2 separate regions of the Homo sapiens genome follow, and region 2 is linked to region 1. The links are chromatin loops, found by intact Hi-C in ENCODE. Cell type or tissue: Calu3. All regions are shown on one strand. Each heading gives the region's core, and the rest is flanking DNA. Links, peaks and the distances in the headings are about the cores only.

Region 1 (16,247 bases), core at 3,704-11,703:
TTTTAATTAAGTCATTTATGTTGAAATAATTTTGGATTCACATGCAGTGGCAAAATAAAATACATACAGATCTCATTCATCCTTTACCTAATTTTCTCCAATGGTAACAACCTGCAAAACTGTAGTATAATATCAGAAACAGGATATTGGCATTGATATAGTAAAGATTTGAAACATTTCCATAGCCATGAGGATCCCTCATGTTGTCTTTTTGTAGTCATGCTAGTTTCCGTCCTGCTCTCATCAGCTCCTTAACTTCTGGCAACCACTAATCTGTTTTCCGTTTCTATAATTTGTCACTTCAAGATTGTTGTATGAATGGAGTGATACAGTATGTGACTTTTAGGGAATGGTTATTTCACTCGGCATAATTATCTACAGGCTAATCCAGGTTGTGTGTATCAGTTTGTTCCTTTCCATTGCTGAGAAATATCCCATGTTATGGATACACCACAGTCACATAACCCGTTGCATTGACTCATTGCATTCACCTATTGAAGGACATTTGGGTTGTTTTCAGTTTTTTAAAAAATTATGAACAAATTAACTACAAACACCTGTGTACAAGTAGCTGTGCATGTGTGTGTCTACATAACAGAAGGCTTCATTCTCTGGGATAAATGCCCAGAAGGGCAATTGCTGGGTTGTGTTTCATTTTTAAGAAACTTTGAAATTCTATTTCAGAGTGGCTCTACTGTTTTATATCCCCATCAAGTATGCATGAGAGGTCCAATTCCTCTATATCCTTGCCAGCTTTTGGAGTTGTAATTATTTTTATTTTATCTATTCTTATTGGTGTGTAATGATACTTCATTGTGCTTTTAATTTGCATTTCCTTAACGACTAATGATGTTTTACATCTGTTTATGTGCTTATTTACCATTGTATATCCTTGTCTGTGAAAGGTCTATGTCTTTTCATTATTTTCTAATTGGATTGCTTATTTTTTCTATATATACTATAGATATCAGGTATTTTGTCAGATTTGTGATTTGCAAATATTTTCTTTTACTCTATAGACTGTATTTTATCCTTTTAACATGGAGCCAAAGTTTTTTTATCCTTCTTCATGGAGCCAAAGTTTTTAATATTGATGAAGTCCAAACTATCATTTAATTTCTTTTATAGATTGTGCTTTTCGTATCAAGTGTATGAACTCTTTGCCCAACCCTATATGCCAAAGCTTTTCTTGTGCTTTTTTCCTAAAAGTTCTACAATTTTACATTTTACATAAGTCCATAATACATTTTTAGTTAATTTTTGTATAGGGTATGAGTCTTTGGTTGAGGTTCACTTTTTACCCTATGGATTTTCAATTGCTCTAATACCATTTGTTGAAAATGCTATCTTTCCTCCATTGAACTGCTTTTGCACCTTTGCCGAAAATCAATGGTCATATTTGTGTGTGTCTATTTCTGGGTTTTGTGTGCTGCACCATTGATCTATGTGTCTATCACTCTATCAATATCATGCAGTCTTGATTACTGTAGTTATATAATAAACTCGAAATTGGGTACACTGAGTCTTCCCATTTTGTACTTTTAAAAAACTGTTTTTAGCTATTTGAGTCTTTTGACTTTTCATACAAATTTTGCAATAATTCGTACCAAAATCCAGGCATTTTTGTAGGTATATTGTCTATCTCTATCACATATTTACTTATCTATTGTATATACATATATATATGCATAACCTATATATACAAAATTTTGCTTGGATTTTGACAGGAATTACATTAAATATGTGTGTCAATTTGGGTAGAGTTGACATCTGCTTTGAGTCTTCAAGTCCATGAACATACTATGTCTTTCCATTTATCCACTTAGATTTTTAAAATTTCTTTCATCAGCATTGTGTAGTTTTCAGCTTGTAATTTCTTTACAAGTTTTGTTAGATTTACCCCTAAGTCTTCCACTTTCTGAGCAATTGTAAATGGCATTATGTTTTTTATTTTTCGTATCCACCTGTTCTTATCTAGCATATAAAAATACAATTGATTTCTGTAGGTTGATCTTGTATCCTGCAACTTACTAACTAGGAGATTTTTATGGTTTCCTTGGTATTTTCTATGTAGACAATCATATTATCTGCAAACAAGGACTGTTTTGTTTCTTTCTTTCTCCTATGCATAAATTTAATTTTCTAGCCGTGCTTTATTTCACTATCTAAAACTTTCAATACTACGCTGAATAGGTGTGGCAAGAATAGTTATCCTTCTTTTGAGGTTGCTTTTAAGAACAAGCATTCAGTCTTTCAATATTAAGAATAATATGACCTGTATGTTTCAAAGATATTGTTTGGCAAGTTAAGGAAGTTCCTGTCCATTTCTATTTTCCTGAGATTCTTTTTCTTTTCTAGTATAATAATGGTTTCTTTGAAGAGGATGTTTCATGTGAATGTTTTATGTTGCAGCCAAACTCTACGAAGTAGGTTGAACTATTGAGTTGTCTGTAAGCAGAACAGAAGAAGTATTCCTCAAAAAACTGGTTGTGCTGCATTTAGCCATGTATAGTAGATGCAATTACAAAAGGCCTTCAATATTATTCTTCAATCTTGGTGTCATAGTTGAAAACATCAGAGTTTCTGAAAACAAAATAGCTCACTAATTTCAGTTGTAGTATTATGTTAATGTCAATGGATAAAGAACCAGCATATGGATAAAATGTGCCATTTTAGTGAATAATTACATAATCACCAGGTTGAAGTTATGGCAGTGGAAAGGGAGCAAGTTAAAGATACATTTTAATGTTCTGGAATCCTAGAGACACATATAGGGACAGTGAGTGGTGTATTATTTCTCTGAATTGCTAAAGGTATTTCTTGTTCTAACTACAGGTTTTCTAGATGCTATTCTATTGGAGGATGCAGTAATAAACATGAATCCTTCAAAAGTCTCTGTAGAGTTTAATCAATATCTTGAATAATCACCAGACATAAATGTCTTTGCATAGGCACAGTATTTAAGGACAGGCCTCCCTAAATGGGAGTCAGCCTGTTATTCTGTACTTTACATTATCGTTTCTGGGTATATTTGACTTTCAGTCTGGCATCAGTATGCCTGTGTGTTTGCCTACTTCCTCTGCCAGATTATTCTGATTAATTATAGTTGGAAATAGATGGCCTTAAAGTTCATAGTTTGGATAATCTGCCAGGGAGGACTTGCTAAAGGAGATAATCTGCCCTCAAGACCTGGTGATTTGGGCAGCCTAGTAAGACCAAAAAATTCTGTGAATGTGGTCCATCAAGCATTGCACCAGTGCCTGATACACTCTAAGCGCTTAGTAATACTTCTAGAATGAATACCTGGTACAAACTGAGCTTCTGGGTTTGCCTTAGCTGCTCTTAGCTATGGAGTTCTGAGTGTAGTATCACCTCTAAGTCCCAAAGAAGGCCTTGGTGGTGAGTATTCTCATTCCCATAAAATATGGTTGACTTTGTGTCTTGCTAACTTCTTAAACAAATAGGTGTTTAGGTGGATGTTCCCCAAATCAGGGATTTTCTGAGGATATGATGGTCATCACTATGTAGTTGGAGACATTTTTCATCACAGTATAAGAATTTGCCAGGTTGGCAACTGATCTTTGACAAAACTGACAAAAACAAGCAATGGGGAAAGGATTCCCTATTTAATAAATGGTATTGGGAAAACAGGATAGTCATATGCAGAAAACTGAAACTGGATCCCTTCCTTACACCTTATACAAAAATTAACTCAAGATGGATTGAAGATTTAAGCATAAGACCTAAAACCACAAAAACCCTAGAAGAAAACCTAGGCATTACCATTCAGGACATAGGCATGGACAGAGACTTCATGACTAAAACACCAAAAGCAATGGCAACAAAAGCCAAAATTGACAAATGGCATTTAATTAAACTAAAGGGCTTCTGCACAGTAAAAGAAACTATCATCAGAGTGAACAGGCAGCCTACAGAATGGGAGAAAATTTTTGCAATCTATCCATCTGACAAAGGGCTAATATCCAGAATCTACAAGGAACTTAAACAAATTTACAAGAAAAAAACCAAACAGCCCCATCAAAAAGTGGGCAAAGGACATGAACAGGCACTTTTCAAAAGAAGACATTTATGCGGCCAACAAACATATGAAAAAAAGCTCATCATCACTGGTCATTAGAGAAATGCAAATCAAAATCACAATGAGATACCATCTTATGCCAGTTAGAATGGCCATCGTTAAAAAGTCAGGAAACAGGCAAGGCATGGTGGCTCATGCCTGTAATCCCAGCACTTTGGGAGGCTGAGGTGGGTGGATTACAAGGTCAAGAGACCATCCTGGCTAACATGGTGAAACCTCATCTCTACTAAAAATACAAAAATTAGCTGGGCATGGTGGCGCATGCCTGTAGTCCCAGCTACTTGGGAGGCTGAGGCAGGAGAATCACTTGAACCTGGGTGGCGGAGGTTGCAGTGAGCAGTGATCCGCCACTGCACTCCAGCCTGGTGACAGAACAAGACTCCATCTCAAAAAAAAAAAATCTAGAACTAGAAGTACCATTTGACCCAGCAATCCCATTACTGCATATATACCCAGAGGATTATAAATCATTCTACTATAAAGACACATGTACACGTCTATTTATTGCAGCACTATTCACAATAGCAAAGACTTGGAACCAACTCAAATGCTCATCAATATTTTACTGGATAAAGAAAATGTGGCACATATACATCATGGAATACTATGTAGCCATAAAAAAGAACGTGTCCATGTCCTTTGCAGGGACATGGATGAAGCCGGAAACCATCATTCTCAGCAAACTAACACAGGAACAGAAAACCAAACACTGCATGTTGTCACTCATAAGTGGGAGTTGAACAATGAGAACATATGGGCACAGGGAGGGGAACGTCACACACTGGGGCCTGTCAGGGGGTGGGGGCAAGGGGAGGGATAGCATTAGGAGAAATATCTAATGTAGATGACGGGTTGATGGGTGAAGCAAACCACCATGGCACATGTATAGCTATGTAACAAACCTGCACATTCTGCACATATATCCCAGAACTTAAAAAGTATAATAGTAAAAAAAAACTAAATAAATAAAGAATTTGCTAGGTTGGAGTAGGCTGGTTTTAGGGCCAGGGAGGATTAGGTGTAGGAGAGAGAATTAGGGTAGAAAATAGTACCTTCATGTGCTGGATGGCTACATCTATGACAGAGGACTAAATTAGTGCTCCCCAAAATTTCATGTTTTAACACTTATAGAAAATGGTGTGTACATGGTATACTAAGGAAATGGGCAAGATTATTCAAAGTTGAAGGCAACTTACCCCATGCTCTGAATGCCATAGGTCTTCATGGCCGTTCTAAGGGCTGAGAGGATCACTATTTCACAAACCTACAGCCCAGTAAGTAAAATTGCCAATGAAACAAATTCTGTCCCTTTCTTGAAATCAGTTATCAGGCTAACTAGAAAAATAACATAAGTAATGAACTGTGGGTAGAACCTGATAAATGCCAGAAATCTCAGGACAAACTTCATTTACCTGGAGTGTTCCTAAGTTTAATGTGATTGATGCATAATAGGCAATTATGTGCCTTCATCATATGGAATATATAGAACATGGTCCAATAATTCTATCTTTCAACTTTTAAGTAGGCCTTTTGCAGGGTTATTCCAAAAGTGGTGCTATATCAAGTGGCCAGGAAACTCTGTAATCTCATTATAAGGAATAGAATATAGGATATCATTGGCCGGGCACAGTGGTTCATGCCTGTAATCCCAGCACTTTGGGAGGCCGAGGTGGGTGGATCACCTGAAGTCAGGAGTTTGTGACCAGCCTGGCCAACATGGTGAAACCCCGTCTCTACTAAAAATACAAAAACTAGCCGGGTATGGTGGCGGGCACCTGTAATCCCAGCTACTTGGGGGGCTGAGGCAGGAGAATTGCTTGAACCCAGGAGGTGGAGGTTGCAGTGAGCCAAGATCGCGCCATTGCACTCCAGCCTGGGTGACAAGAGAGTAACTCTGTCTCAAAAAAAAAAAAAAGGATACCATGATTTCATGATGAGGTCATATGGGATTTAATTCATCTGTTTCTGAAAATATATAGGGTACTGAATAAGACAAACAGCAAAAAAATATTGCTTGTGGCACATGTGAGCTACCATCTTCCACACATCAGTCTCATTCATGCTGTAGACAAATCCATTTCATAAAAACAATGGTTCAAAATTTCAAAAAAAAAAAAAAAATAGAAATGTGCACTGAGAGCATGAGAAGATGCTCAACGTCATCAGTCATTTGGGAAATTCAAATTAAAACCACAGTGGGATATAACTTTAACTTGAACATGAAATTCAAGAACATTTTGTTAAATTAAGATAGACACAAAAGAGGATATCATGTATACTTCTGTTTATATGAAACTTCAGGAATGGCAAATCTATTCTTGATGACAAAATAAAAAATACTGCTTGCCTTAGGCTTGAAGTGGGTCTCTGGGTGACTGGGATGGGCAGAAGTGAATTTTGGGAGGAGGTGATGACAGTGTTTTGTATTTTGAGTATGGCAGTTGTTATTTCCAGGAGGTATATAAATTTGTCAGTGCTTATTATAAAGTCCATTCAAAATGGGTAAATGTTATTATATGCAAACAAACTCCAAAAATGATTAAAAACAAACTTATGGTTTGCCATGATGATCTGGGAGGCCCTGAGTCAATAGGTATGGGCAAAGTTTTATTGTTGTGATGCTGAGGTAATGATTGGAATAGGCAGCCATTTCATAAATAAATATGTCTAGTACTGGGACATGATGTAAGTTTGCCATAGTTATTATCTACATATTGTTGAAAGGACTTGACCTTAGCCTTAGCGAAACAATTCAAGTGCTTGACATCATACTCAGGTTAATCATACTTTCAGTTCTGCCTTCAGTTCTGAAAATGTCTTCTGGTAATTGGCATATTTGTTTGGAATCCTAGGTAAGGAAATGACAGATGGTGGAGGGCCATATTAGAACTTAAGGCAGAGTTGCAAAATAAGATGAAAAGCATAGGTTTTCTTTTTTCTTCTTTTCTAAAAACATTTTATTTTAGATTCAGGGGGTACATGTGCAGGTTTGTTACATGGGTATATTGCGTGATGCTGAGGTTTGGGCTTCTAATGATCTCTTCACCCAAGTAGTGAACATAGCACCCAATAGGTAGTTTTTCAACCCCTGCCCCCTCCCTTCCCCCCACTTTGGGATCCCCAGTATCTATTGTTCCCATCTTTGTGTGCATGTATAGCCAATGCATAGCTCCCACTTATAAGTGAGAACATGCGGTATTTGGTTTTCTGTTCCCACATTAATTCACTTAGGCTGATGGCCTCCAGCCGCATCCATGTTGCTGCAAAGGACATGATTTTGTTCTTTTTTAGGGCATAGGTTTTCTTAGGCTATAGTGAGGTAGGCACTTGGATCTCCACTCTGTAGAGGGTTGAGTAGAAGCAGTAACACAGTAGTAATACTGGGGTTTTGTTGCATGTTATCTCATCTCATGAGCACGCCGATTCCTATTGCATGTTATCTCATGAGCACACCGATCCTATAGGAGGATCTCTATTCTTCCTAATCTGCTATATGAACAAGGGGATCTCTTCACTAGTGTAAAGGTGAGTGTACCACCCAGAATTCCTTATGATGTACTGCCCTTCCCACAGCCCTTTGTAGGTAAGGGTAAAAGATGATCCTTCCACTTTCACCCTGGCTCCCTGGTTAGTATACAAAAGTTTCTAGTGATGGGAGTGGCACCTGTGGACAAAGTGGTTAACCCTGCTGTAGGATATATTAAGAGACTAGTGCAACCAGGAGGCCTGTGGCATGGGTCCTTGTGTTTCTCTAGTTTGGTAGACACATATGTATCTACACTCTGTGGCTTATTATTTCTGAAATAATAGTATAACTCTGACCAATCTATCTTGTAGTTTTCCCCCTGAGGCTTACTGAGAACCTAGACGGTTCTACTCAAGAGATGACACTACAGGCTACTCCCTAACTGTGATGGGCAACTGAAAAAATACATTGCCTTAAGAGAGTACGGCTTGCCTGACTCTCTTCATGCCCTGCTAGAATCTGAAGTACTTAGAGTCCCTCCAAATTTGAGGTTGTATGTGGCTAGTGAATTTCCCCAGAAGTGAAGGTGGCAGGGCAGTGATCCTGGTTGAAAGGCGAGGTTCACAATTCAGAGTTCTCTGTGCCCCTGTATGCATCATGCTGAACACTAGAGGGCACCCTTGTGCTGTTAGAAGCTGAGAGCTGTGGCTACAAGCGGCACTAACTTTAGGATGTGGAATCTTAGTCTCCTGAGGGATTCATTAGATGGTACCGCTGGGGCCTGGGCTGGGTTACAAGACATTAGGAAGAAGATTAAATACTCATTAGGAATTCAAGTTGTGGTGAATTAGCTTTTAGGCAGAGCTCACTGGGCCGGGGTATAAAAGGAGTCATTAAGGGAGCCAACCAGGCCAGGCGCAGTGGCTCACCCCTGTAATCTGAGCACTTTGGGAGGAGAATAGGAGTTCGAGACCAACCTGGCTAAAATGGCGAAACTTCGTCTCTACTAAAAATACAAAAATTAACCGAGCGTAGTGGTGCGCGCCTGTAATCCCAGCTACTTGGAGGGCTGAGGCAGGAGAATCACTTGAACCTGGGAGGCGGAGGATGCAGTGAACCAAGATCGCACCACTGCACTCCAGCCTGGGTGACAGAGTGAGACTTCTTCTCAAAACAAACAACAGCAACAAAAAAGGAGCCAACCAAAAGGGACATATACTTTCAACTGCTATCTATATGCAACTCCCGTATCTATATTTCCAGATTTTTCTTCTGAGCCTCAGATATATAGTCAACTGGGTACTGAATACACAGTAATCTGAATATCCTTCAGATGCCTTAAACTCAATGTTTCCAAAATGAAACTGATATTTTCCTTACTCTCCTTGCCTCCAATTTTCCCACACCCCTTTCCGATGCCATAGCCCCACCAATGATACCCTTCTCTGCCTCACAAACTCACTCATTTACCAATATTCCCAATTTCAGTAAATAGTACCACCTTGTTGTTCAAATCATCAAACTGGTAGTATCATCTTTGACACATTCTTCTTTCCATCTTCTTTCTCATCAGTTACCCTGTCCTGTTAATGCAATTTGCTAAATGCCTCCTAAATTTACCCAATTTTCCAAATCCCCCATCCCTGCCCACCATCTTCTCTCGCCTGGATTACTACAATAGCCTTATAGACCTGCTTCTCACATCCAGTGTTAACCCCTCCCATTTATTCTCCACCCTTCAACCACAGCCTATATAAAATTGAAATCTAGCGATGTCCCTAGATGCTTGAAACCATTGAATGATCTTCTTAGCCTTCAGGATGATGTTTAAATGCTTTGGCATGGAATTCATTCATGCTGCTATTGGGACCTCTATTTTGTGCTATGTACAATGTTAGAGAAATTGGGGATGAACCCACAAATGAAATATACATAGTTTCTGTTCCCATGAAGCTTAGCTATTAAGAGTCATGGCCTATACGCAGCTCCCAGTATAGTGTCACAGAAGGCCTTTCATGATCCGGCTCTGGCTCACTGCTGCAGCCTGTTACCTTCCTATGCACTATCCTCCCTATCTTTCCATCTCTTCCTCACCACTTCAGACCTTACAGTCCAGCCAAACAGAGCTACTTGCAGTTAGCACATGCTTCTCCTCTTTCATACCTTCATGCCTTTGGACAGAATATTTTCTCTCCAGGTGTAATGCCTGCAATGACTGCTTCATCAGGAAAAATCCTATTTGTCTTTAGAAACTCATTTCAGATGTCGTATCTTAAAAGAAGCCCTCCCTGCTTACCGTTATTCTTTAAGTTGGTGGTAGGTGTCAATGTAATCCTGTAGAATCCTGCATTTACCTCCTTCACAGCATTTTCCACCCCAAATTATAACTGTTTACTTCTTTGTCTCTCAATTTTCAGTGAGTACCCGTCACAGAGACCTTATCCCAGAGTCTAAGTAGAAGGTCATGGTAAACTGCTCATGTTGTCAGTCTCTTACTTTCTTTGTTTCCAGCTAGTACTTGGCCTTATCTGACTCAAAGTGGCCTTATCTGACTCAAAGTCTTTAATACAATTGTAACTTGTGACCCTTTGTTCAATGTTTTTCATTTTTAGCTACTTCCCCCAGCACACTATTCTTTAGAAGACGAGAGGTAGACCAACAAAAAGCTGTGGAGGAGGCTCATCTGCCTGCCTTTCAAAATTCCATGCTGGGTACACTTTGTCTAACCACTAGAAATTGAATAATGGTGATGTAGGACTGAAAAATGGCACTTCTTTATCCCTAATTTTCTGGACCAGTTCTGGGGGACCTAGTTGTTCTCCAATTTGGGCTTTCAGGGAGACATAGAGTCACTTCTTTCACTAGAGAAACTAAAGATGAAAGCAGACTTTGCCATTTCAATTATGCTGTCAAACCCTTTAGTTTCTTCAAGGTCCCAGTTATGTTCCAGTATTTCTTAAGCGAAATTCTATATAACTGCCTGAAAATGAGACAAAAATTAGGTTTAAATGACATATTCACTCAAACTCACATGTATATTCTCACCCTGTAGTCTATTCCAGTTGGTTCCATCTAGTTCAAAAATTGGAGCAACTAATTTCATGTCTGCCATCAGAAGTAATCTTTCAGTGTTCATAGGTGAATTCCTGGGATCCAGCTACTGCATCGAATATATTAAGAAAATGCTAGCAGACGTTTGATAATCCTAAAGTGGAAGTGCTATGTGATTTCATAGGTAGTTATAGTTATTTAACTTTAAAACACAGGGGCACACAATTTAGCCTGGAGTGAGGGTAAACAGGTACACATAGTAAAAAACTCACTGCTCTCGTTCCTGTAGGACACTGGCTTGTTTTTGCTTGTTACTTATTGTTTACACAGATACATGTAAACACATGCATACATAAACACACATGTGGACTTCAGCAAAACAAAAAGGGCTAATTTAATAGTGAAACACAACCACAAAGTTGTGCTAGAATTGTTTACTAGCATGCATAAATGCTTAAAATTAATTACTATGCACAGGTGCTTTGCATGGTACACTAGCAGGAGCTGAAATGAAAGTGACGCGTACTGGAAAATTGTTAGGCAGTGATAGTCTAGGCCTGATTTATTACAAGAGCAAGTAAACACTTGAGGTTATGGGAAAGCGACACAAATCTTCTTAGGACTAGAATAGAGACATTCCTTGCTACGGCTTCCCGTCCTTGCCTCTGAGAGTAGCCTTGTGGAATTACGTGTGTTTACAGAGATGTATTAAAATTACTAAATAGTTTCTTTTAATACTACATTCCGTAGACATTCGGCTCCCTTTCAAATAGTAAGAGGCATGTGTACTGCTGTCATCAACGTCCTTGAAGTCTCCAGGCTAACAGAGGTTCTACCTGCTTTTACCCAAATGTGAATTCCTAATCTGTTGCTTAAAACTCTTTGCTCCTATCATAGCCAAGCAGACTGCTCACTCTTTGTAAAGGTCCCCATTATGTGAAATCTTTGTCCATGAGAGAAGCCTTGTGGATTTTGGAAGGGTGAGATGAAGTTAAATAGACCACTTTTCTCCCCTCTTCTCACTATTCCACTTGGTCCCAATTCTAGCAATTTGGTAGTGGTTCTACAGTATAATTAGGAAAACGTGAGCATGAAGAATGCCACTGACCCTAGTTCTAGCTTGGGCAAAGGAAGATTGTAGGGTAAAGAGCACCCAAAAAGGTCTTACTAGAGCTCTTATCAATTTAAGACCATAGGGCTGATGCCAAAGGGAAATTCTGGAAAATGCCTGACATTTTGGTCTCCTTTTGTGCACGATTTGTTTTGTACCCCCATGTCAGGTTATCACTAAAAGTTGATCCTTAGTTCTGGGAAAATAATCCTTTTGAACAACAACTTGGTAGATTCTTGAGGAGAGAACCTCAAACATGCTGCTTCTGTTAAAAGGACCATACTGGACTTATTCAGAGGAAAACAGGAAACTTTTTTTAAAAATTTATTTTATTTTATTATTAATATTTTTTGAGACAGAGTTTCACTCTTGTTGCCCAGGCTGGAGTGCAGTGGTGCGATCTAGGCTCACTGCAACCTCCACCTCCTGGGTTCAAGCGATACTCCTGCCTCAGCCTCCCAAGTAGCTGAGATTACAGGCATGCACCACCATGCCTGACTAATTTTGTATTTTTACTAGAGATGGGGTTTCTCCATGTTGGTCAGGCTGGTGTCGAACTCTTGACCCTAGGTGATCCACTCACCTTGGCTTCCCAAAGTGCTGGGATTACAGGCGTGAGCCACTGCACCCGGCCATCAGGAAACTCTTTTAATTAGGTCTGTTTTTCTGCAATTTGAAGACAGTCATGATGCAGCATGATTTCTGTCACTTACGGGGTATAATTAGAGGCACAACCACCTACCCAAGGTTATTTGCAGGGCAATCTCTGTAGGCAGTCATAAAATTGGCATACGTTATTTTAAAGACAGCTGGCCATGATTCAGTCAGAGGGGCCTTGGCTGCTAAGATTTTGTTTTTGTGTTTTGCACTCCTTATGTGTTGAGATTTGAGGGGCTTCTTCCAGTTGGCATGTTTTCAGGTAGTTGGACATGAGGCATGCCTGGGAGAATATAATGTATGAGAACATAGCATATGAGAATATAATATATTCACTTATGACACACGCAATGATAGGAGGTTTATGTGTCCATTTATGGCAATAGTTAAACGAATGATCTGAGAGGCCATCTTTGTGTGGTTGGTTTCCTTGTCCAGCCAAATTCGACCTGATTTGAGGGACAGCCTCTGCCATTGGTGTGAACCTAGGGCCAGCTGGCTCAATGATTGGACTGGAGTCAGGGAGGGTTCCTGACACTATGTGGCTTGTTGGGCAATATTTAGGGAGTCACCTATCTACAGTGTGACTTGGTATGACTTCAGTGAAGAGAAGGCAGGGGCAGGATGAAACATGATGAAACCAGCCTTGGAGGGGACAGCAGAATCTGGAAAAAGCACTCCATGGACACTGAGATAATAACAAAGATACTAAGAGTAATAAAAATAATGGAAACAGAACTAACTACCATTTGAACATCTATTACGTACCAGGAAGCATTCAAGCAAACTACTTTCTATACGTGTTTGCAGTATTTCATTAAACCTTACAATAGCTCTGGAAAATAGATATGATCCTCATTTTACAGAGGAAGAAACTGAAGCTCAGTGAGGTTAACTGTGCCAAATCATGAAGATATTAAGTGGTGGAGTAGGGCTTAGAACATGAAACTCCTAAGTCCATACTCTTTCAATTATACTGTTCAACTTTCAATAATACTTTATGAGTTTTATATGCAATTAGTACTAGCTTTTTGGCTTCTGTCAAAGGAAGGGTCATCTGCAGAGGGGAGTAAGGAAGAAGAATCTGTGAGGAAGAAATGAAATTCAAATAACCTAAAATCCCATTTAGTCACCAAGTTTTCACAAATCTATCCTCAACTAATCATCTCTGTAGGTCTCTCTAATCCATTTCTTCCTTTCATGTCCACTTCTGTGCCCTTGTTCAAGCCTTCCCATCTATACTGTTAAATAACCTCTTAAATGGCCTCTTTGCCATTTGTCTATTCCTTCTATTCCCCCCTCCATAGATATTTTCTAGTAATGCTTTTAAAACACAGATGCGATCAAGTCATTCTCCAGTTCAAAACCCTTCAGTGGATTTCCATTGCCAAAGCGTATAAAAACATCATTTGTTGGGTCCTTGATTAACTTTTTAGTCTTATATACTATGCTTCCAGCTATAGCAAACTACCATAGTTTTTCAAGCATGGCATGCTCCCCTGGGACATTGGAATCCATTCCTATTTCAATTTTACCTACATTAATTCAACTCTTTTCCTCTATGTAGATCTTATTTGGGCCATATTTCCCTACATGTAGACTGCTAAGTATTACTAAGATAACAGTCTCACATCCATGTGGATTTATGCCTCTACATATTTATTGCTTCCAATTTTGCTTGGATCCTCTACGTTGTTTGATAATCTCAATTTTTCCTAGACTACTCTCTCTTCCATTTTCCACAAAAGCATGTTGAAATTTTCATGAGCCTCCTCCCATCAGTACTCCATCATTTCCACTTTAATTCTCAGTACTTGGCCTCCCTACTACTCCAGGAAATAGAAGTCATCAGGTTGGAATTCTTAAAGTTCATGTCTCCTCCTACAAATGTGTATGCACTTGACCTATTATTACTTCCTCCTTCCCGCCTCAGCAGGAGTGTCTCTATGCCTAAGATTATCATTTTACCTGTGCTCTGGATTCCATTTCTTCCTACCTGCTCTGGAATCAAATTATTTCCTTTATTTTGTTTTTAACATCTCCCTCTTTTTTTTCTACTGACTCCTTTTCTTTATATTGTAAACTTGTTCAAGGTTTTTTCCCCCCACTATGCTATCCCTTCTCTGGCTATCATTTCCTATCACAGTTCAACCTCCTGAAAAATGTAGTCATCGCTAGCTATAGTATTTACTAGTCAGGAAGGGTCTATATGAAAGGGAGTTAAGAGATTCAGGCAGTAAAATGTGTGGATGAGAGGTTTACGTGATGGAGAAGAATAAAAATAGATGTTAGGTAGGGGTAGAGAAAGGAATAAAAGAATATAGTAAAACTGAGGGGGCAGCAAGAAACAGCTGGGGTAAACTAATGGCTACTGAAAGAAATGGTGATGTAGGCTTGCTACAGAAAACATCTGCAGAACAGGAATGAAAGAGACACACGCAAGGAAACAAATGCTACAGGCTTCCTGAAGGTGGAGTCCCAGTCACAGAAGTTGGAGGAATAGAAACGTGCGTAATAGAAATTTAGATTGATCAGAGAGGAATAAAATCTGTTTGGTCCTTTCTCTCCTTTCAACTTTAACTCTTTTCTGTATCTGGACTTATCCTTTCCTTCTGCTTCTGAGAAAGAAGCCCCCACCTCCCTTCTTGCCAGAGCTACCCATAGCATGTGCATGGTTAGCTAATTCCACCTGTTGCTTTTTCAGGGTCTTGCTTCAGTAGTTGTCCTTGTTTTCTATGCTACAAATATTTTACCCTATATTTCCCTCCCCTTCCCTTCCCTTCCCTTCCCTGCCTCCCTGCCTCCCTTTCTAATGAAAAAATATATACATATATACATAAATGTATATATTTCCTACTTTGTACCAAGCTCCTTTCCTTATGCCTGCAATCATACAGATGATTCTTCAATTCTAAAAGCATGCATTTCTTAATCCTGATAAATTCATAAGCTATCTCATTTCTCACCTTCTTTTATCACCAAACTTTACTAAAAAGTAGTTTACAGGCCGGGCGCGGTGGCTCACGCCTGTAATCCCAGCACTTTGGGAGGCCGAGGCGGGCAGATCACGAGGTCAGGAGATCGAGACCATCCCGGCTAAAACGGTGAAACCCCGTCTCTACTAAAAATACAAAAAATTAGCCGGGCGTAGTGGCGGGCGCCTGTAGTCCCAGCTACTTGGGAGGCTGAGGCAGGAGAATGGCGTGAACCCGGGAGGCGGAGCTTGCAGTGAGCCGAGATCCCGCCACTGCACTCCAGCCTGGGCGACAGAGCGAGACTCCGTCTCAAAAAAAAAAAAAAAAAAAAAAAGTAGTTTACATTGTTGCCTATGCTTTCTCACGCCTACTTTCTAGCTTTTGAACCTTCCATTTTACTCACACATCTTGTTTGACAGTTTCTAATGACTTTCTAATTGTCAAATTGAATGCTTTTCAGAACTTTTCCTCCTCCATATGTTGGAAATATTTGACATTGGTAATCACCCTCCTCCTTCTTTAAATTCTCTCTTCCTTTGGCTCAGTCTTTGGGTTCTTCCACTAACTTCCATACAACCACTTCTTCTCTTTAAACTGCCCCTTTCCCTTCCTACCCTGTAAGCGTGGGTATTCTCCATGGACACTCCTTCTGATCTTGCCTCTGACTTCAGGCATGGTGATTTTACATACACCTACAACATTTCTTATCCCCTCTGTGTGGTTGACTTCCAAAATTTATCTGTGTATCTAAATTCTCAGACCTGCATATCCATGTATTTGATTACTATCTCAACTTGAATGGCTTTTTAACACCTTATGTTCAGTAATATCCAAAGCTGAACCCATTTTCTTTTTACCAAAGCCAGCAAGCCCCCTCCTTTCCTTCTT
Region 2 (16,247 bases), core at 3,845-11,844, 370 kb after region 1:
ATTGATTCCGTATCTACCTGTGTGTACTCCCTTCATACTCACTGGCTCTAGTTCTGATTCAAGTTGCAACCCCGATGAAATCTACTTCTTATACATAATAATCCTCCAAAGTTTGGAAGATGGGAGTTGTCTCCCCCATGTCCTGTAGTGCTCACTCAGTGGTGCTTCTAGAGTTTGGCCAGCATTCATGTGCAAATGTGTTCATGTAGTTAACTCTCAATTATTCAGGTTCCAGAGATGGCAAAGTTCATGCCTACCCTACCCCTATCAGATTTAAACAGAGCACCTCTTTGATATATTTTATATATCTGTTTATTCTACAAATATTTATTGGCTGCTGTCTGTATGCCAAACACTGTTGTGGGCATTGGTTACAGTAGTGACAAAGACAAACAACAATCCCTGCCCTTCTAGTGTGGAAAACAAACAATTAATATAGTCAGTAATAAAGTATATGGAATATTAGATGATGATAAGTGCGGTAATGAAAAATGAAGCAGAGAAAGGAGATACAGAGATGTGTTTTGTGGGGGAGATTGTGACAATTTATAAAGGGTGATCGAGAAGACCTCATTGAGAAGGTAATGCTTGAATTACAATTTGAAGGACGTGAAGGAGCAAGACATGCAACTATCTAGGCAAAGTGGGTTCTGGTCAGAGGGAACAGCAGATGCAAAAGCCCTGAGACAGGAGAATGCCTGGCCGGTTTGAGGAATGTGAGTAAAGGAGTGTGGCTGGAGCATAGTAAGCAAGGAAGAGAGTAAGAGTTGAAGTCACAGAGGTAATAGGAACCAGGCTCAGAAAGCCCTTGTAGGTTTTTATGAGGACTTTGATTTATGCTCTGAATGAAATAGGAAGCCACTGGAGATATATTTAAATAGGGCCCTCCAGCCTTCTGTTTGGAGAGCAGACAGAGGGGGCCAGAGTGACAGCAGAGAGATCTACTGGGAGACTATTGTAGTAATTTTGGCAAGACAGGCTGGCTTAGGTCAGGATGGTAGCAGAAGAGGCAATGAGAAATGGTCAGAATATTGATATAATTTGAGGAAAGAGCCAACAGAATTTGCTGACAGATTGGATGTGGGGTGTGTTCTGTAAACATTTTCACTAGAAGAAAGAACTGTTTCAAATATTGCCTTAGTGTTTCCCTCCTCAGATTATTTTCATCTCATCCTCAAGAAAGAGTTTGCCAATTCCCCCCAACCCAGGTCGCTACTTCTGGACAGTTTGTCAATGAGCTTGTCATTGCCCATCCAGGAATATTGTAAGTAGGATAAAGTCCTGTACATCTGCAGCAATCTGACCAGCACAGAGTAAAGAGGACAGGGAACCATCACTGGCCGGAATCTCAACTCACCATTTCTATTAATGCCATCTAAAATTACATTAGCCCTTGGGCAGCCAGATCACACTGTTGGCTCGCAGGAAACTTGTGGTCAACTAAAATCCACAGCTCTTTTTCACACAAGCTCTTGCCAATTCAATCCTTTCTTGTCCTTTACTTGTGCAAGTGATGTGTTATTTTGAAATTGGGTTTTTAACTAAAATGTAGACTTGCCATTTATTTTTGTTGGGTTTAATCATATGGATCCCAGCTTACAGAAGTCATGTATTACCACCTAGTGAGCTCCTCTCTATGTGTCAGATCTATAGGCACTGTCTCATTTTCTCTTAACAACAACACTGTGTAAGATTCCTTGCTGTTATTATCCCCATATTACACATGAAAAAACAGAGGCTCAGGGAGATTAAGTACCATCCTCCCAGGTCACCAAGCTCATAGGCAAGGGCAGAGCTAGAATTAGAGTTCAAGTTTGCCTGCTTCCAAAGCCAGACTCTCCCACGCTAAACCTCAGTGAGCAGAGTATCTGGAACATAGTAGATATTCAATAAATATTTTTACTAAATTGACCACCTTCTCAGCCTACTCTTTGATGTATATTATTGAACAAACACTCACATACACTTATGTTTGTTAGACCTTGTTCTAGTGCTTTACATTTATTATGCATCTTAATCCTCACAACAGATCTATGAGGTAGGTACTATCACCATTCACATTCCTTACAAAAAAGGAAATGGAGGCACATAGAGGTTAAGTAGGCTGCCTAGGTCACACAGCTAGCAAGTGTTAGGGACAAGATTTGGACCCAGCCAGTCTGGCTTCAAAGATTGTGTTTATAACCACTAAGTTATGCTCTCTCAGGTTTCTCTGAGATCCTGACCTTGCAACTCTCAAGGGAAGGAGGTGCCTTGGCCTAACTCATCATCATTGTCCAACAAAACCTGCAGTCCTCCTGTGGAAATCTAGTCCAGGCCCCACTTATGCATGGAAGCTGGCCTGTAGGATCATTGAGAAGGAAGACTCATGCATTCCCAAATTTAGACCCGATCTCTCCCCTTCCCTCCCAGAAGTCCAAGCCACTCAGCTCTGCTGTAGAAGTTGAAAATTCTTTCAACTTCCCTCCCTGAGAGAGATAAAGTGATTCCAAAGCTGAGGAGGGGGCCAATGTGATGAGATGGTCCCCATTCTGGGGAAATCCCTGAAAAGGAAACCACATGACTAGTGGCAACAGGTCTGGAGAAGAAAGATATTCCCTCAGGCCCCTCCCACCCCAAACAATGGACCCTAAGCCAAAACTATCATATTGTGTGGTAAATTAACTCTGCAGGATCCTGGCTAGAGTCATGCTTTCAACTGGGCGTGGTAAGAATTTGTGGAGAAATTCAAGCCATTCATGAGTTATTGGCCTACAAAGGATGGCTTTTGTGGTGAAATCCCTGGTTACTTTAGAAGGCCATCTTTGGTACCATATGCAAAAGGTCCAGGAACAATCTACGTGAAATCACAGGCTAGCAGAGGCCAAAATTAATTCTGAGCTTGAGACAAATCCTGTAAAAGGTGGCACTTGGCAAGAAACCTGTCAAAACTAGCCAATGATTCCTTAATTTGCAGAATCATTACTCAAGCCATTGCTCCATTTTGACCCCAACAGTCAGTCTTGGGGAATTCATCAACTGATGACCCAAAGTTGGACTTGACCATATTTATCCAGACACAGTGAAGGAATTCTAGACTTGGAAAATGTTAGAATTGGAAGAGCCATCAGAGATGATACAATGCACAAACTTTCTACAACATACCAAACAAGCGGCTGACCAGCCTCTGCTTGAACTCTTCTAGAGGGGGAGGGGTAGGGGCTTTACTAACTGTAAAGAATGGTTGTCCTTCAATTATCAGGTAACTATAATGGTCAGGAAATTTTTTAGTGTCCTGGGAGCTGCCTTATTCCAGCTTGTATACCCATTGACCCACAGAAAATGTGTAACACAAAATTCTTCCTTAAGTCTTCATTTTTCCGGATAAAACATCTTTTTTTTTTTTGGAAATGCAATAATCAGAGTAAAACAGTACCTTAGAGATGTTCTGATCAACTTTGGAAACAAAGAAACTATCACCTCCAATGTGATGGACATTGTACTTTCATTAATATACCCCTGAGATCTCAATAGCATATTTAGCAACCACTTAACACTGTGGGCTCATACTAAGTTTGAAGTTAACTAAAACTACCATGCCCTTTATAGAATTACTGCTAAGACTTGCCTTCACTCTGAGTTCATGCAGTTAGTTTTGAAGCTGAAACATACAACTTTATATTTGCCTCAAATATATGGGTTTTTTATGTTCATTTTTTAAAACTCTTTTTACATTTTTATTTTTAATTATTATGGGTACATAACAGTTGTATATATTTATGGGGTACATATGATGTTTTGATACAGACATACCATGTGTACTCATCAAATCCAGGTAATTGGAATATCCATCACCTTAAGCACTTACTGTTTCTTTGTGTTAGGAACATTCCAATTTCACCCTGTTATTTTAAAATATACAGTAAATTATTGTTAATTATAGTCACCCTATTGTGCTACCAACTACTAGATCTTACTCCTTCTATCTAACTGTATTTCTGTACTCATTAGCTACCTCCACTTTATCCCCCCCACCCCCAACTACCCTCCCAGCTTCTGATAACCATTATTCTACTGTCTATCTCCGTGATTTCAATTTTTTTTAAGCACCAACATATGCGTGAGAACATGTGGTATCTTTATAGGTATTTGTCCACTTGGCAAATCACTGAATCTTTCAACTTCGGTTTTCCTATCTGTAAAATGGACATAATCACTATTCTAATTTTGCAGGGTTGTGGTGAAGATCAAATGAAACAACATATGTGAAAGTGCTCTGTAATTAGAAAAGTATTATGCCAGTGTAAGGCCTGAAGATGACAACAATGAACATTGTTATTTTCTGTTATACAATGTATACAAATGTCCCTCCAAGCTTGGTCTTAGTTCTAAATTTGGTCAACATCTTAACCTGATCCAAGTGTCTTTCTGGGTTTACAATAATTCATTAAATCCATACATTTTGTATATGATCATTTAACGAGTTGAACCTTCAACTATCCATGCTCTCAGCTAGTCCCCATTTCTCCACCTTGTCTGAAAGGACATCACAGAAGTGTTTGTCAAGATCCTTGCTGAAGCCCAGGTAAATAATTTTTGCAGCTTCTTCTTGTAAGCCCATCCAAAAGGAAATGAGCTTAGTCTGGCATGACTTGTTCTTAATGAACCCATGCTGGTTTCTAGTGATTAGTAAGTCTCTTTCTAAGGGCTCAGAAATCATCTTCTTAATAATCTATTCTAGAAGTTTGCTGGGGAACAACGTCAAACTCACTAGGCTACCATTTGTAGATTCTCCTTGCTTTGGGGGGAAAATCATTGTTTTATTTAGTCTTTTGGCACCTCTCTCCATATCCATGAGTCTTTGAAGACTACCAGCAGAAGAATCCAAGCTTACAAGATAGACCAGAAAGAAACAGTGCTACATGCTAAGTTGTCTACCTTTTCCTCTCATTTTTCTGTAGTGGGAGAGTTCATCTTTCTTAGACTGATGTAGATACTCCCTCTGCAATTGATGTCATAGGGTTTATTTGTCATATTTTCAAAAACCCAGAATGCCAGCGGGCATGTTGGTTGACTATGCTAGTGTTCTTTCCAGAGTGTGCTTTTCAAGAGATGACACTTCTAGAGCAGTGCCTCTCAAACTTTAATGTGCATATGAATCACCAGGGCATTCTGTTAAAACATAGATTCTGATTCAGTAGGTCTGGGGCAGGGCCTGATCATCTGCATTTCTCACAAGTTCCTAGGTAATGTTCATTCTATTGGCACACATATCATACTTTGTGCAACAAGGCTCTAGATTAATGGTTCTAGACCTTGGCTACATACAAGAATCACCAAAAGAGCTCTTTAAAATCCCTATGACCAGATTGCACCCCACCCCCCGAGATTACCTAAATCAAAGTCTCTGAGGTTGGGACCCAGGAATTAGTATTCCTAAAGTCCTCAGGTTATTCCCATGCACAGCCAAGGTTGAGCACACTCTTCTAAAGCTAGACCTCAAAAATTACCCCCTGGCTCATACAACTGCTGAAGTGTAGGTTCCCACCTGCCTACTACAGGCCTATGCGTAAAGACAATCTTTTTTGTTAAAATGTTGTTGACTAAGAGTATTGACTTAAGAGACTGTATTTCAATGTTGGTGATTTTAGGGTTACTCTTGCTCTCCTACTGCTCCCTACTACCATAATTGAGGGGCCAGAAGGGTGAAATGTGTGGGAAGAAGGTTAGGTTAAAGTAGTTTTATAGCAATAAAAACTCACTTTCCCCTCAGTGTGTTATTTTATCTAACACTACCACTTGCACAACAATTTACAAAGTACTATAGAAATGCCCAGGTTGTGGTTTGGCTTAGACCTCCATAGAGAACTCCATTTATAAACATCTCTATTTTGATCAGAGTGAGTACACACATAAAACAGAATATGCCTTATTGTTAAGCAAACCCTGTGTTTATTGATAGCGGGTCAATGAGAGCAGAGGCAGACTAGCCCAGGCATCTAAAATAATTCGAGACACAGAATATTAAACCTGAGGCTGCAAGACAAATCATTCAAAGGTAGACTCATCCACAAGGATTTCTCGACATAAAGGTTAAAGGTCAAGACTATGAAATAACAAAAATGTGACAGAAAGCAAGCATTGGAATTGTATGGAACTCGGCATTTCCTAGTTGAGCAATCTTGATATAAATCCTCTCCCTGGCAGCCAAGCAAAGGGAGCAAGCATATCGGTCTGCGGGCGGGGTGTGTGAAGGGCAACAGCTTGGCTGGCACGCTAGCTAGGGGCATACCAGAGGGAGAACAGCCAAATGAGGCCAGGCTCAAAGGGGAACAAAGAGCAGACTGGATGGTGGCAGGTCTCAAAAAAGTTCTAGGCAAGATTCCTCCCTCAGTAGCAATTCTTGCTGGCGCCAGGCCTGACAATCCTTTGGGACAACATGGAAAAGGGCCACTTTGTCTGTTAATAGGGTCACCATTATTACACTACTGACCATTTTACAACATCAGAGAGTCAACTTGGGGCAAATCCCTTTGCTTTACACACTGGTCACACATTAGGGGACTTAATAAGGGAAGACCTGGTAGGGAGCATTAGAAGTTCCTGAGTACTTTTCATTAAAGGCTCTGTCAAAAGATTTTCCAGTGACTCATCCCCTCCTGGAGACCTCCTGAAGACAAAGAAAACATGAGATTTCATTTACCTTCCCCTTCTTCAGAAATGAGCTTGTCCCTACTCCTCACACCCTTCAAACCTCGCAAAATGGTTCCAACATTTTATTCTAAACCTTCTGTCAGCCTAGTTGTGTCAGAGAGAGAGGGAAAATAACCCATCTGGTATCACATCTTAGTTCCAGATGCCACTCAGTGGTTGAAGGGTCACACTACTGAAGGCAACAACTTCGGGGTGAGGGGTTTGTTGACACAAATTCCTGGGGATGCTTCTTACTCTGCCAACAGCTCACCATTCTCCTCTGTCTTCCATGGGCCCTGGGCATTGTTCTGTGCTCTCTGTTAAACAGCTCCCACTCATCCTCCTCCCAAGGCTAACACACAGAGATTCTTTTCTTTTTTCCTTGTCTGACCAAAAACAAGCCATAAACCCTTTTGAGGTAGCGTGGTACACAAACAGTCAGTTTTATAGTATGGGGAAGAACATGAGCTTTGGAGCGAAAGAGCCCAGGGTTTGAATCTTCCACTTAGCCACTTACCAACTGCATGTCCTTGGACAAGCCATGAAAACTTTCTGAGTCTCAGCCTCTCTTTTTGTAAAGTTGAAGTGAATAATAATAGACCTAATCCTGAGAGTTGTTAGAGGATTCGCTATGATGTCTGTAAATTGCCTAGCATGCAAAAGGTAATCCATAAATGGTAGCTGTAATTATTTTTTTCTGCAGATTTTTCTCTTAGAAATCATAGAGAAAACAGATAATGAAGTTCAAAGGATACTAACTGCAAACAAAAGTTAAAGGCTACAAAGCCATAACAAATTTAAAAGGAAAATACAAGAGAAAAATTCTAAAAATCACAACCTGAGGTTATCATTGAAATATGAAGAGAAATAACCTTGAGCTGTCTCTGCCCCATGTTTGCTCAACTTCAAGTTTGTTTTCTTTTTCTTTCTCTTTAAACTGCAGCTTAAGGTAGAGATTAAAGTCCCCAGCCCAGGAGGCAGACAAGCCTGTGACCTTAGACAAGTCCCTTAATTTCTCCCGCCTCGGCGTCCTCATCTGCAGGAGGAGAATAATGAGTGTCAAACTCTTATGAGTGCAATAAGGATGTTATGTGCTTAGCACAGTGTAAGAGCTCAGGAAAAAGAAGTAACTTTCATTATCTCACATTCATATCTTCTTAGAAATTCTGGGTCTGCGGTTCGTAGACTCCATCCACATCTGAAGAATTCTTTCACCTTCTCTTGATACCTAGGTCCTCCTACGCTTTCTGGTGAAACTCAAGCTGACTTGTTTCCACCTATTGGTTGAACTTATTTATTTCAATCACTCCAACAAGGAAGAAAAGATGAGAGAACACAAACCCCAAACTGTAGGAGACGCTGGGACCTTGGCGAGCATAGGAGGAAAGGTAGGAGAGGAGGCAGAGCTTGGAAATCCATTCATTTCTGCCTTGTTGGCCCTCTTCACATGCTAAAAGCAAGCAGGGCGGCTCTGGAAGGCAGGAACAGCGCTTCAGCTCTGCTGCTCCCTCCAGTGGTGGGGCCTGGAGAAGTCACGAGGTGGAGTCAGGAGTCATAAGGTGGAGTCAGGAGGCTCACAGGGAAGGGGAGATAACATCATCAGTGACTTTCATAATAATGACAACGGAACAATAATCGACAATGGGCTCATAGGGAAGAAGGAATAATAATAATAATATTTGGTGGACTTTTGGAGAAAGAGGACAAAAGTTCTTGGAAGACTCATGGGTAAGAATGGATAATGATAATTTAATAAATATGGCAAAGACTATAGCAATCCTTAGTGGGTTCATGCGGAAGTGGGAATAATCATGATTACAAAAGCTAACACTCATCAGTTTCTTCCTACACATCAGGCACTGTGCTAAGTGCTTAAAATACATTATTTCACACAACCCTACAAGAGACTTGCAATGCTGAAAGATTAAGTAACTTGCCCAGAGTCACAGAGCTAATGAGTGACAAAGCCAGTATGAAAACCCAGGTTTGTCTTACTCCAGAATCTGTGCACTTTCCCCTGGACCATGTGGTACCAATGGAAAGAAACCAGCAGACCCAGCTGGTTAGAACACCTGTTTGCCTCCCAGTCCCTCTCAGCTATAAGTGTTTACAGGGCTGTGGGCACTGGTTGCCATGGGAGCCACCCTCTATCCCTAGTTTCTTATTACCAGTGATGGACTAGGGGGTTTCTGGAAAATAGAATCCTCCCCCACCTCCAGAAGGGTGGCAAGTTCCCTACTGAGTAGAACAGTCTGGTATGCAGACAACCAGGTGTGTCATCCTCTCATAAATGTGTGAACTGAGAGACATGAGGGAGATTCCTCTTCCCTAATTACCAATGCTTGAAATTGGACCTGTGGAACATTCTGTGCTTTATTAAAATGCAAATACCTGTTTTTATTTATTTACATCACAGTGTGAATCTTTTAGTTCATCGTTTTCAAGAAAACTAGTCCCTGAGACTTTAGTCTAATGTAGTTAGCATGGCAGGCAAAGCCCTTCAAAGTCTCTAGTCCCTGTCTCTATCTCCAACTTCAACTGCTCCCACTCTCCAGCCTAACATCCCCTACCATACTGCAGCTCCCAATCAATAATTTCTTTATGTTACTGTTCTCTACAATAACATATAGAATATAGAATAATATGTATTTTCTTGGAGTAACCCCTACAACTCTCTTCTTCACCTAATTCTTAGTCATCAATCAAAATACAGTGCGGCTATCACCTTCTTTCAGTAAGCCTCCCCCTACCCCCAACCATGACAGTGACATTATTTGGCTTAGGTGACCATCTCCTATGCTATTAGAGTAGCCTGTATAGTAGTCTAGCTTTCTATCTATATATGTATACATATTATATATGTTATAATTGGAGTTGGTATTATATTTCACTTACATATAAAATAGTATTTATTTAGTGATAAAGAACGGTAATAATAATAAATGCACATGGTTAAAATATGCAAACAGTACAGTAGATTATGAATTGAAAAGTAGAATATGTCCATATCGGAGCCTCCCACCACAGTCTTAATCTCCAGAGGTAAGCTCTCTGTTAACAGTTTCTTGTGTATTTTTCCAGAATTGTTTAATGCATATGCAAGAATATCTGCATATGCTTTGTTGTCACATAGATCAGATCATACTGTTCTGTACCTTGCTTTTTTCATTCAATGTATCTAGGAGCGCTTCCCATATCAGAGGATATATATATATATATATATATACTTTTTTTTAATTTGCTACATAATATTCAAAGGATGGATGTACTGTGATTCACTTACCTATTGAGGAGACTGTCTTTTTTTTCTATTGTTGTTTTGGTTTGGTACTGCTGTGCTTGTTTTGTTTTGGTTTGCTATTAGAAAGAATGTTATAATGAACATCCTTTTATAAATGTATATTTGCTTGTTTATGTAAATGTGCCCTAGGGATAAATTCTTAAAACTGGAATTGCTGGGTTAAAGATTATGGCCTTTTACAACCTTGATAAATATGTCAAATTGCCCTCCAAATATATAGCTCCAAGTTTTACTTTGACTGTGCATGAGAGTTACTGCATCCCTATAGCCTCAGAAACCTTGTTCTATAAAACTTCATCAAATTTTAAATGTGATAGGGGAAAATTATAACTCATTGTTTTGATTTGTCTTTAAACAATTAAAAGCAAGTTTGAGCAGAATTTTTATATCCATTGGGTATTTATATTTCTTTTTCTGTTAAGATTCCTTATCCAATTTCTAGTCTTTTCCCTTCATGAATTGTAAATGCTTCAGGTATATTTTTTAAAGTAGTCTGTTGTCATTTTTGTAATACATATTTTTTTCTTAGTTTGTCATTTGCCTTTTGACTTGCTTAATTATTTATTACTGCCATACAGAAATGATAGTATTTATGTAGTCAACTGTATCAAATTTTTCCTATATATATATATATATTCAGTTTTTGTAGCATGCTTACTTAGAAAGGTTTCTTTCATTGCAAGATTATAAAAGAAATCACCATGTTTTCATTTAGTACCTTATGGTTTTTCCATCTTTTAATATTGAAATTGTTGATCAATCCAGAATTTATTTCGGTGAAGAGTCACTTGGGATCCAGATATTTTATTCAAGTAGCTAGCCAGTTGTCCAATCACTTTGTATTTTTTAATGTTTACTTGTCTTTCCCACTGGACTCTGAGTTCTTCCAAGAAAATAACCATATCTTATTACTGATTGGAGCTCAACATTTAACACTGTGCTTGATACATGATAGCACTTGCTATTATAGAATGCCAGAATGTGGAATGAATGCCAGATACTGTTTCAACTTCCTCTGTTGGTGAACAAAGCCTACTTAAATAAAATTAGTAGCCTATATGTGCCACATTTTGCTAAGTCTACTGCTAACCCAGTGGGTCTCTTCACATCAGCTACTGCCTGCTACCTATAACTTCTTATGCAAGCCAGATGATTACAAAGGCCAGATAGATGTGAGTAGAGCCTAATTAAATATTGCAGGCACATGGTAAAAAGAAACATAATAAAGCTCCATCTGGCCAAGAAGCCCCTTACTCCATAATTACTAGTGCCTGAAATTCTATCTTTAGGACTTTATATTCTTTATTAAAATGCAAATATCTTGTTGAGCTGGGTTTTTTTATTCGTTCACATCACAGTGGGAATTTTTGTTGTCCGATTCAATGCAAATGCAAGTGTGCACACACACACACACGCGCGCGCGCGTCTATAAAAACAAGTTTTGAGACGAAGGCCAGAAAGAAGTAAAGACCATCCAGGGGCACAAGAGGGATCACTGGGGAACAAGGAGTGAGAGGGGCGCATGGAGAAGAGCACTTACAACTCATGTTCTAACAATGACACTTTAATATACCAAGCTGCTTAATCACAAAATACATCATCCCACTCACCTCTTCTCAGCCTCAGCAGTCTAAACTTTCTGGACCTATTGGATATATTTGTAGATAACTACTTAGGGAAGATCACATGAGCCAATTAAGCGCTATTTTCTTTGGAGTATCTCCGAGAATTGTAGCTTGAAAGAGCATTTGGATATTATGTTTTCCTTTTAAAAAAAATCTAATAGTTGATTCTGGTGCCCAACATGCCTTCTCGTCCTCTACTGACCCCAAACTTAACATTCACCCGATTAAAAGTACTTTGGGGAAGCAAATGGTAAAATAAAAATGCCAAGATGAATCTCAGCATCCTTCTGATTTGATGTTTTAAAATATATATTGTAAAATTCCTTCTCCCCTATTTTGCCTGGCTAAAAAGAAACCCAAATGTCAAGGGTCTTAAATTGGTCTGACAAGTAAACTTGCAAGCCTGCTCAGCACCCAGGCTTGTGCATTTTGGACTTGACGTCAATGAACAATGGGGGTTAAGAAAGTCATTTTCCTGGTTTATTAGAATCTCTCTCTCTGGGCCCAAGTCATTCCTCACATGCCCTGATCAAGTTGGTCTGAGCTTCTTCCATCACAAGCTGTTTTTCATTTACTAGTTTGTATGAAAAATTGACCATAAAAGTCTGTACATGAGCCACTTGTTTATTGCTAATCTATCCCTGGAGTTGAAGGGAATAAAATAACTAATGGTCTCTGAAATTAAGAGACTGCCTTTATTAAAAGTGTAAATTCAATGGAAGGTGCAGGATTTGAGTTAACACCCATTCATATAATAGCAAGAATTCGTGTTGGAGTCTTCCCTCCAGAAACTCTGAGGGCAGAGCTTATGAAAAGGCAAATAATAGAAAGGGAATAAGACACTGAACCCTTTAGGGTGGGGGGCTGCCACCAGGCCTAAAAAGACTCTGAAATAAGAAGTAGGGTAACACTAGAAAAAAATCTTTAGTTTTCTCCCAAATTCATCTGAAATCTGGTCCTAGGACTAAGTGCTCTGGAACTTACAAATAATTTATTAACTCTGGAAGATAAAATAATAGTAATAGTAGAGTTACTGGTAATACTAATGACAAGTTACATTTACTGAACATTTACTTTGTGCCAGCCACTGTATGCATAGTAACACATTTAAGCCTAACAATAACTCTAAGGAAAGCACTATTATACTCTTAATTTTACAGAGGAGGTAATTGAGGCTCAGCCAAATTAGTAACTTACCCAGTGTCATATAAATGATAAGCAGAGTTCTTCTCCACTATGTTGAGAACCAAGGCTGAGTCACAAAGCCCTCTTTTGAACCATCGTGCTAGTGCTACTTAACAGCAGGCTTGAACTGCTACTGCATGTTATTTCAGCACTTTGACGCACAGAAATTCCAACCCTGGACATAATTCTGAGTCAGAGTTGGCCTTTCTGTATTTTGCTTTTCCTGCCTGGGCCTACTCCTCTAGATTCTTTGGGACCCACTTCTACACTCCATTTTGCCACCTCCCCCCTCAGTTGACTGATACAGATCAAGTGACAGAAGGTAAGGACACATCTGATGCATGTCAGGCACTTTCTTGGGTACTTACACATTTGCTTTTCATTTAACAAAACAACCTTTGAGGTAGAGATTATCATCTCCATTTGGCAGATGGTTTAGCTGAGGCTAAGACAGATTAAGAATTTACCTAAGATAAGTGACAATTGGGGGCATGAGTCTTATTTGACTCCAGCGCTTGAGAGGACTTGTGAAACATGAACAATTTATACCTCCTGAGAGCGCTTGCATGTTAAAAGAAGACTTCTATTTTTTCAAGGGACTGAATGACTAACTATGTTGGAAACCTATGGTGAAAGGGGCAGGCAGGTGAGGTATATCTTTTGGGATAAGAGACCTTTGTCCCAGGGTTCTTTTCACATCAACCCAAGCAGATGCCTTCTCATTAGCCCTCTCTGCTCCTTCCAACACACACAAAGATAACACTAGCTAGGCTGAACCTGCCCTGAGTCAGTTCTTTCCCTTGCTGGGATTACTCTGTAAAACATGACAGAAATACAAAGGTCAGGCTCTAGCTTAGCTCCTTTTTCCTGGCTCAGTCTGCCCCTTACATAAAGGCAGAGAGTTCAATGCACATTAGAAGATTTAAATGAGGGTAGTATGGAGTTTGTCTAGCCCCTAAAATTGGGACAAAGGTGTCTGGGAAGAATAAATGAGTCCCGGAAGAGTCCTGTTGGTTCAAGCCCAATAAAAATTCATACTACCCCTCTTCTAGTCATAGGGGCCACCATAAAACGGTGCCCTCCCCTTTGTCTTCCCAACACTGATGAGTCATTAAGTAAGTTCTTTATTTCTAATTTCAATAAATTAGAATAAGGACTCAGACTTTCTAACACAGAGAATTATATTTACCCAGTCACTTAATGAAAAATGCATCATTGAAGCCTTGCAGTACCTAAGCACTAGGAGCACGATAGATTAATTTTATTAAGTTGTTTTGCCTTTAGGATACCAAGCACTCTCTCTCAGTTTTATTAGATGAGAACCCATCGGGCATGTATGTTAATTTTATGGTGAATCTGAAATTTCCAGCTGCAAATCACTTCTCCCTTTGTGTTTAATGAAGCCACTCTGACACTGCAAAACACTCTTTCTCCATCTCCACCAAACTATCTGACCAGTACTACTTCCAATATGATCTAAATTCATGAATTTTTAAGATTTGGATGTTTATGACTTTCCATTTTAAAACTACCTTTTTCTTTATTCTTTCAAGCAGAAGCTTTAAACATAGGCCCATTTATTTATTTATTTATCTATGTACTTGTGTATATATTTATTTATTTTTAATAGAGATGGGGTCTCGGTATATTGCCCAAGCTGTAGTTCAGTGACTATTCACAGGCATGATCACAATGCCCTATAGCCTCAAACTCCTGGCCTCAAGTGATCTTCCCTCTTCAGGCACCTGAGTAGCTGGGACTACAGGCATGTGTCACCATGCCCAGCTTGAAACTTAGGTATCTTAAGTCAATGTTCTATGAAAACAATCAGCCTACAATGTTGTTCAAGAATTTAGTACATTCTGCACTGTATGTGGATTCATGGTTTAACATGAGCAAACTTTAAAAGTGATTGTAGTTCTTTTTTTTATGGCCTATTAGGATCACTCCCTTTGGGCCCAGGGCATTCCTCACAAACCATCATCTTATGGGATGTTAGACTTTGCTCACAATTTCATAGTTTGTATGAAGTACTTCCCATAAAGTTGTTTCTGTATTGGAGGTGTTTTTTGTTTGTTTGTTTGTTTTGTTTTTTTGTTTTTTGAGACAGAGTCTCGCTCTGTCACCCAGGCTGGAGTGCAGTGGCGCGATCTTGGCTCACTGCAACCTCTGCTTCCTGGGTTCAAGCGATTCTCCTGCCTCAGCCTCCTGAGTAGCTGGGATTACAGGCATGCGCCACCACACCCGGCTAATTTTTTTTGTATTTTTAGTAGAGATGGGTTTCACCATGTTGGTCAGGCTGGTCTCAAACTCCTGACATCGTGATCTGCCCACCTCGGCCTCCCAAAGTGCTGGGATTACAGGCGTGAGCCACCACGCCCGGCGTGTATTCCAGATTTTTCCCTAATTAAGGAGAAAGAAAGTATGACTATAGCAGGCCTATCCCTGTAGAAAGTGACTAAAGGTAGAATAGGCTCACATGGCTGCTTTCCTCTCCAGCCCCTAATCTCTATAAATGACAGAAAATATATATTCAAAATTAATATATTCACAACAGAAATTAAAAATAAGAAATATATATGCCTGTCATACATTTTGAGGAATCCTTTTGAGTCAAAAGGTAAAGGGAATAAAATTAATGGAGAAAAGCACAGCCTAAAACATATGTAGTAGAGGATGACTGAATAAGGAGGCTATGACTCCATATGATCTCCCAACCCAGAGACAGGAGAAACAGGTGGTATATGGAAGCCACAGGAAAATCATTATTAGGGTACCCCATTTTGAGCAGCTGACTGATTTTATTCATTCTCCTCTGCCTAACTGTGTCAGGTAGTGGGCAGCATAGATGGTTTCTCAGGCTAGAAAAAGTATTTTGGATGCTTGGGCTGGAAAAGCAAAGCAGGTTGCAGAAGCAAGACCAAGTGGTTGGCCACACCTAGGAGAAACAGGAAGCCTTCATACCCAGAAGATGAACTACTTATACACTCCACTCAGCAGCATGGCCTGTCCTTTCTCAAAATCTTGATGAGTGTGCAGGCTGTGAGAAACAGAAATGTCATCTAGAAGCAAACAGAGGTTCTCAAAACCCATGATGAGCACTAACATAAAATTCACAAACATTTGGGGAAAACCAGCACCATAAAATGGAGTCACCAAACTCACGAATCAGGACTAATGCCCAAGGAAGCAGAGTAACTAGGAGTTAAAGAAGAACAAAGAAAAATTGAAAGGGAAATTGACCTAAAACATCGATAACAGTACACCATTTCTCAAAGTTGAAGAAAGACAAAAGTCTTCAAATAAAAATCACATACCAGTCACTGAAAAAGATAGTTTAATATAAAGATATCTGTACCTAAGACACATATTGGTGAAATATGAGAACTCCAAGGATAAAGACAACAAAATTTGTAAAAGTTTCCAAAGCAACGAGCAGGCTACCTGCACAGGAAAGAGAACCA

The links. A loop is a pair of places that touch in the nucleus more often than their neighbours do. Peaks named below come from ENCODE experiments on the same cell type or tissue, not always from the same donor. Only the 100,000 strongest peaks of a DNase experiment are listed, where the experiment ranks them.
Region 2: a loop joins it to region 1, with 5 times the contacts of the local background. A loop is called at or near these places in 15 of 110 quality-filtered maps.

What each region holds. Positions count from the first base shown.
Region 1 is chrX:131,625,705-131,641,951 of GRCh38, reverse strand. No RefSeq gene overlaps it. Among named protein-coding and RNA genes, the nearest start is that of OR13H1, 90 kb to the right of the region's middle. In Calu3, for the core only: a CTCF peak has its summit at 8,268 (motif pointing right); a DNase peak (open chromatin) is centred at 8,241.
Region 2 is chrX:131,254,874-131,271,120 of GRCh38, reverse strand. No RefSeq gene overlaps it. Among named protein-coding and RNA genes, the nearest start is that of IGSF1, 26 kb to the left of the region's middle. RefSeq lists enhancers at 5,791-6,290, 6,291-6,792. In Calu3, for the core only: no CTCF peak of the experiment used is centred there; a DNase peak (open chromatin) is centred at 8,180.